Regions from separate parts of the Homo sapiens genome. Here region 2 is linked to region 1. The links are chromatin loops, found by intact Hi-C in ENCODE. Cell type or tissue: endothelial cell of umbilical vein. All regions are shown on one strand. Each heading gives the region's core, and the rest is flanking DNA. Links, peaks and the distances in the headings are about the cores only.

What was found. Hi-C counts contacts between places; a loop is a spot of excess contacts. Peaks named below come from ENCODE experiments on the same cell type or tissue, not always from the same donor. Only the 100,000 strongest peaks of a DNase experiment are listed, where the experiment ranks them.
Region 2: a loop joins it to region 1, with 2.7 times the contacts of the local background. A loop is called at or near these places in 1 of 110 quality-filtered maps.

What each region holds. Positions count from the first base shown.
Region 1 is chr17:72,905,867-72,908,768 of GRCh38, reverse strand. The region is part of intron 5 of SLC39A11 (solute carrier family 39 member 11); the gene reads left to right. Among named protein-coding and RNA genes, the nearest start is that of SLC39A11, 190 kb to the left of the region's middle. In endothelial cell of umbilical vein, for the core only: no CTCF peak of the experiment used is centred there; a DNase peak (open chromatin) is centred at 1,648; H3K27ac peaks cover 1,334 bases.
Region 2 is chr17:73,303,969-73,306,870 of GRCh38, reverse strand. All of the region lies in intron 1 of CDC42EP4 (CDC42 effector protein 4), which reads left to right. Among named protein-coding and RNA genes, the nearest start is that of CDC42EP4, 6.6 kb to the left of the region's middle. In endothelial cell of umbilical vein, for the core only: a CTCF peak has its summit at 1,629; a DNase peak (open chromatin) is centred at 1,600; H3K4me3 peaks cover 545 bases; H3K27ac peaks cover 2,500 bases.

The DNA.
Region 1 (2,902 bases), core at 299-2,798:
TGGCAGTTTGGGGTGAAGGCCTCACCCATATAATGACACCATGCTGGGGTCCTTTGCCCTCTGGTATTTGGCATGCACCTAGCATCACCCCTACAGCATGCCCGTCTCCTCCCTTACTGACTGGTGGTCACCCCATGGGCTGTAGACGCTTCCTCAGAATCCTCCTAAAGAAACCCATCCGCCTCGATGGCCTGTGTGACCTGTTTTCATGGAGAACCAGCCTGGCAAGCCGGGGCTCTCTGGACAGTTCTCCTGCCCTTGGCAGAGACGGCACGGTAGTGTCCTGTCGCAAGTCACATAGTGTCTTGGTCAGATGCAGCCGTGTTGTTTTGGCCCCGAAGTGGCCAGCCTGGCCCTGTGTGTGTGGCTAGCAGGTTGCAGCAGCGATTTGAAGGAGGCTGTAAGACTTTACCTACCCCCAAAATCTCTCTCCCAGGATTGCTCCCTGCCACCAAAAGAATACTGATAAAATATTCTTTATCTGAGAAAAAGTGGAGGCCCCCAGCCTCAACCCATTCACACCTGTGGATTTATTAGGCTGGCTGGTTAACATCCCAGGAGGCAGAGAGCACCTGGCCTGGACGCTGGCTAAAGAAGCCTTGGGTTTCAGTGAGGACGGCCACTGAAGGGACGGGCCCTGGATGCCAGAACATAGCCTGATGTCTCACTTGTGGCACATGCAGAATAAAGGGACATTCAGGGAGAAGGAGGAACTAAGGCCTACATCATAGAAGGCTTGGAGTGCTCCCATGAGAAGACAAGAGCCAAGCTGTAAATAAGTGATGTATCTGTCCTCTCCTCTGTGCCCTGCCCCTGCTCACCTCAACACACTCTACCCCTTCCCACGTCCAGGAACGACCTGTCTCCTCCTTCCACTTCTCCCCTACGCCCCGCTTTGGTGACTGCCCCATGCTGTGCACCGCAGTCTGTGGCGTGGGATATGGGTGCAGACTGTTTCCCTGCAGAGTTCTGTGGGTTTCATGTGTCATGTGGTTGTTGGCTTTATCTGCAGTAGGAGGTTCTGCATGGACCCATTTAAGGGGAATGGAACTGGATCACCTGAGTGGAGTGGGATGGAGGTGGGCTGGAGTAAGGAGCAGTTGACTCTGTTTGTTGTTTCTGGGGAGGAAAGCGAGAAAGGATGACTATTTCAGAACTTCTGTGAGGCAGGAAGATCTTTCAGGTTCCCACTTAAGTTCTGCCCGCTCCACATGGGCAGGAGGTCTCATACCATCTTCCTGATTCACTCATTTATTTTTGTTTGTTTGTTTGAGTTGGAGTCTCGCTCCGTCACTCTGTCACGTGGACTGGAGTGCCATGGTGTGATATCGGCTCACTGCAATCTCCGCCTCCTGGGTTCAAGTGATTCTTGTGCCTCAGCCTCCCGAGTAGCTGGGATTATAGGCACGTGCCACTGTGCCTGGCTAATTTTTGTATTTTTAGTAGAGACAGGGTTTCATCATGTTGGCCAGGCTGGTCTCGAACTCCTGAGCTCAAATGATGCGCCCGCCTCGGCCTCCCGAAGTGCAGGTATTACAGTTCTGAGCCCCCGCACCCAGCGCGTGACTCATTCATTTCTGATGGTGTTTTCCTTGTGCTCTCCAGCAGGACAGGAAGAGATATGAGCAGGAGGGACTCGCTGTGTGAAAACACAGGAAATATCTCACTGCTTCCTAAATGCCAGCTCTCTCTTCCCACTTATCTCCTCTGGTGATTGTGGGACTTTAATCAGCCCATTTTCCTTCTTCTGGGATGGTCAGTGCCTTATGCTTTAGTGGAATTGGCTGTTGGAGCCTTCCAGGAAGGAGCAGATGCTTTGATTAGGCAGCCCTGATCTCCGGTGCAAGAGCTGGCCCAGGAGCACTGCTGGCAGGATTTGTGACTTGAAGGGTGGTCTCCATGTTCTCGTACACTTTAACAAGGCAGGTTTCCAGGTGAGTGTAAGCAGGTGGAAGATAAGACACATCATAGTGATCTATGAAGTTTGCTGTCCAGGGAAAGCATCATTTGAAACCTAAGTGTATTTTGATTTTGGGCCTTTAATCGGATTTGTTTAAGGAAATTCTGCCAGTGGATGTTATGCTGATTTGTCCATTAAAGCCCTGTTTCATTAAACAAGGTCTGTTTCAGGTGAGTTGCCTTCTGTCATCAGTTGGAGTCAGGAGGATTCAGTGTATATCTCTCACAGCAAGGCAGGCCAGCTGAAATACCCTTGGCCTAGGCATCATTCCAGGTGCTGGGTCAGGAGTTGCCTGCATCCACCTCCCCAGCTCTCTGTGCCAGCACTTGTCCACTGTTTCCAACTGTGTGCACAGACCCAGCCAAGCCCCGTTCTGGTTTTGGGTAGGAAGGAAGCCCAGGAGGAAACACTGCCTGCAAAGGCACAGGTGTCCTTCTCACCCGTGGTGCCCACGTCTCTCAATCCTGACTATTTTAGACTCCTTGGCCTGGCTTCCTGGCCATTTGTGGCTCAGACCTCTGGCTGACTTCCTCCTCTTCTCCCGTGGACTCCTGAATGGGGTCTGGTCACCTGGCCGCAGCCAGTTTCTCATCTGCTTTCCTTTGCCATTGTGGAGCTCCTTGGATCTGCCCTCTCTCCCATGTGACTTGTAGGAACTTTTGAGGTGTTGTCTAACCAGACTCCTCATTCTGGCCCTTTTGCTCTACTCTAGCTCGTTGTGAACCCAAAAGAGCGTCAAGAGTTGGGGTCCTCTTTGGCCGAGTGTGGTGGCTCACGCCTGTAATCCCAGCACTTTGGGAGGCCAAGGCAGGCGGATCAGGAGGTCAGGAGACTGAGACCATCCTGGCTAACACAGTGAAACCCCATCTCTACTAAATATACAAAACATTAGCCGGGCGTGGTGGCGGGCGCCTGTAGTCCCAGCTACTCAGGAGGCTGAGG
Region 2 (2,902 bases), core at 274-2,773, 400 kb before region 1:
AGACCCCAGCTTTGAATCTCTCCAAGTGTGCCAACAAAGCCAGGTTCTGTGTGCTGGCTTCTCTTTCCTGCCTGTCCTTCCTCTCTACCTCGGGTCTTCACTCAGTGCAACCTTCTTATTTCCTTACACTGTTGCCTCCAACCCTGAAGCATCAGAAAGGGACCTGTTCCCCTCAAGTCCTGGAATTGGGCTTAAGGCTTTGTCAAGTGGTACAAGGAGTAGAGAGCCCAAGAGAGCCCAAAAAGAGCCTAGGGGCTCGCAGTACGATTTGTGGTTACCTCTAAGGAGAATCTGGTTAGGTCCAAAAGATCAGATTATATTTTATTGGGGGTTGATCATATTGAAGTTTTGTGCATTATTTTTTTGTTTTGAGACAGGCTTTTTGCTGTGTTGGCCAGGCTGGAGTGCAGTGGTGCAATCACAGCTCACTGCAGCCTCAAACTCCTGGGCTCAAGAGATCCTCCCACCTCAGCCTTGAGTAGCTGAGACTATAGACGTGTGCCGCCATGCCTGGCTAATTTAATTTTTTTTTTTTTTTTTAGAGACAGGGTCTCACTGTGCTGCCCAGGCTGGTCTCAAGCTCCTGGGCTCAAGCGATCCTCCTGCTTCTGCCTCTGCCTCCCAATGTGCTGAGATTTCAGGCATGAGCCACGGTGCCTGGCCTGTGCATTATTTGTTGCTAGTAGCACCCGGGGTCTGGCAAATTCCTGAGTTACTTTTACCCTTATCCTAGGAAGGAATGGAGGAGCTTCTCTTTTCCCACCTCCACCTCACCATCTTGTCTGAGAGAAGCCAGGCTCCTTCTTCTGGCATCATTAAAGGTTAAAAGGTGACGGGATGAGGGAACTCAGATCAGGAAAGAAACCAGATCCGAGGGTTTCCTGCCCCCGACTGCTGGCAGAGACTACAGAGGGAGGGCAGAATCTGTACCTGGGCTTCAGCAGCTTGGGGGACCCTTCCCCCTGCATCAGATAATCCTGGGAACCCCCAGGACTTTGAAAAGGGTCAACCCATTGTCTCAGCCCACGTTTCACTGTACAGACTTTTGAATTAGGTGCTCTCAGGTGGCTGTTCTCTATGAAGTTTGCGAAGTGACAGTGGCTGGAGTGTCACTGGGTGTGACAGCATCATCTTTATAGCACACATGGAACTGTGCTCACCCGAGCACAGCACTTGGGAGTTATGTAATGTTATCAATTGTTCTGAGAGCTAATGAGGAAACTGAGGCACAAATAACTTGACCCACGTGGCAGGCCACCTTGTGACCTAGGGAGTGGGGCTCTTTGTCCCCAACTTCCGGCAGGGCCAAGATGCAAGATTAGCCTGTCTGCTCTGGAGGGAGTTTAGATCTGCCAGTCTCCTGGAGACCCCAAGGTGGCCATGAAATTCCCAGTTCTTAGCTGAGCACCCGGCTCTTAGGAGCGGCAAAGTGAAACCAAACAAGGCCTGGCAGATCTGATTTCAAGCGCGGCACTTTCCTCTGCGATCACTCCCGAGCAGGAGGGAGGCACCCTGCTGCCCAGTAGTAGCACCACTCCTAGAGGAGGAGGGCCCAGCCTGTATGGGGGCAGTGGGGCCCCCCACCAGGCATCCATCCTGCCTGGCCCAGATGGTCCCTCTGCTGGTGGCTGGCTTCGGGTGGTGGCTCCGGGAAGCACACATTTCCAGGAAGGGCCCTGTAATCAAGTGAAGTTGCCGGATGTCCTTGAGTCACTGGCTCCTCTTCGTCTTGACTCCTCCGTTGTTGCTTCCGGTCACTCCCTAGTCTTGGCTCCTTTTTCTTCCCTTCTCTGTGCTGTTCTAATTCCCAGGAGGTGAGGGAAGGTTTCCCCTTCACCTCCTGCTGACCTGCTTCTCCCCTGGCCTGAAGCCTGTGGTTCTGGGATGGGGATGAGGATAAGGATGAGGTGGGTGCAGGAACGAAGATGAAGGAGACAAGCAGGGCAGCTGGTTCCCAGCCCACAAGGAGCAGGAGGCTCCCCTGGATGGACCTGGGGTGTTGGGCTGTAGCCTGTATTTTCCAGGATTAATCTATAAGTTCCCTGGAGTGGTGGGGAATGAGGTGCTCAGACTCAGGAGATGTTAACCTGAAATTGTGTGCACAACTGCGTATCCTGTGTGTACTCATGCATCCAGAGCCTTGAGCAGCCCTCCCAGGCCTGAGCCCCAGGGACACTTATGATGCACTGTCCCCCTCGCACCACCCGCCCCCCCCACCCCGATGTTCCTTATGGTGGAGTGGAAAAAACCCAGAGTCCAGCACATCTGGATTCTTGTCTCTCTCTCCTAACCAACCGTGTGTGACTTGAGTAGAGCACGTGCCCCTCTAAGTCTCGGTGCTCTTATCTGTGAGCTGGGGATGATAGTGATAACTCCATGGGATTGTTGGGAAGAATACATGAGATAAAGTTTTTCAAATGCTTGGGACCGTGTATGACTACAAAGTTTATCGTCCCAGCACTTTGGGAAGCAGAGGTAGGAGGATGGCTTGAGCCCAGAAGTTTGAGGTTACGGTGAGCTTTGATTGCACTGCTACAGTGTACTCCAGCCTGAGGGACAAAGCAAGACCCTCTCTCAGGAAAAAAAAAAAAAAGAAGAAGAAGAAAAGAGACAGTTTAATCAAAATAAATCACCTAACACAATGCCTGGTGCAGAGTAAAAAGCTCAACAAATCTTAGTTCTTTCTCGTATTTTCTCCATGACATGTGGCCCAGGAATAGTTACTGCAGAGTCTGGGGAGGGGTCTACCCCTGAGGTTAGGTAGGGTCTAGAATAGTATTTCCTTAGAGTGGGTTCCTCAGCACACAGTCTTGCTATCTGTTGGGATCCACATGGAGAGATGTTATTCCGGAGTGTTCTTGATAATGAGTCACCATTTAAACTAGACTAGACTCCTTATGCT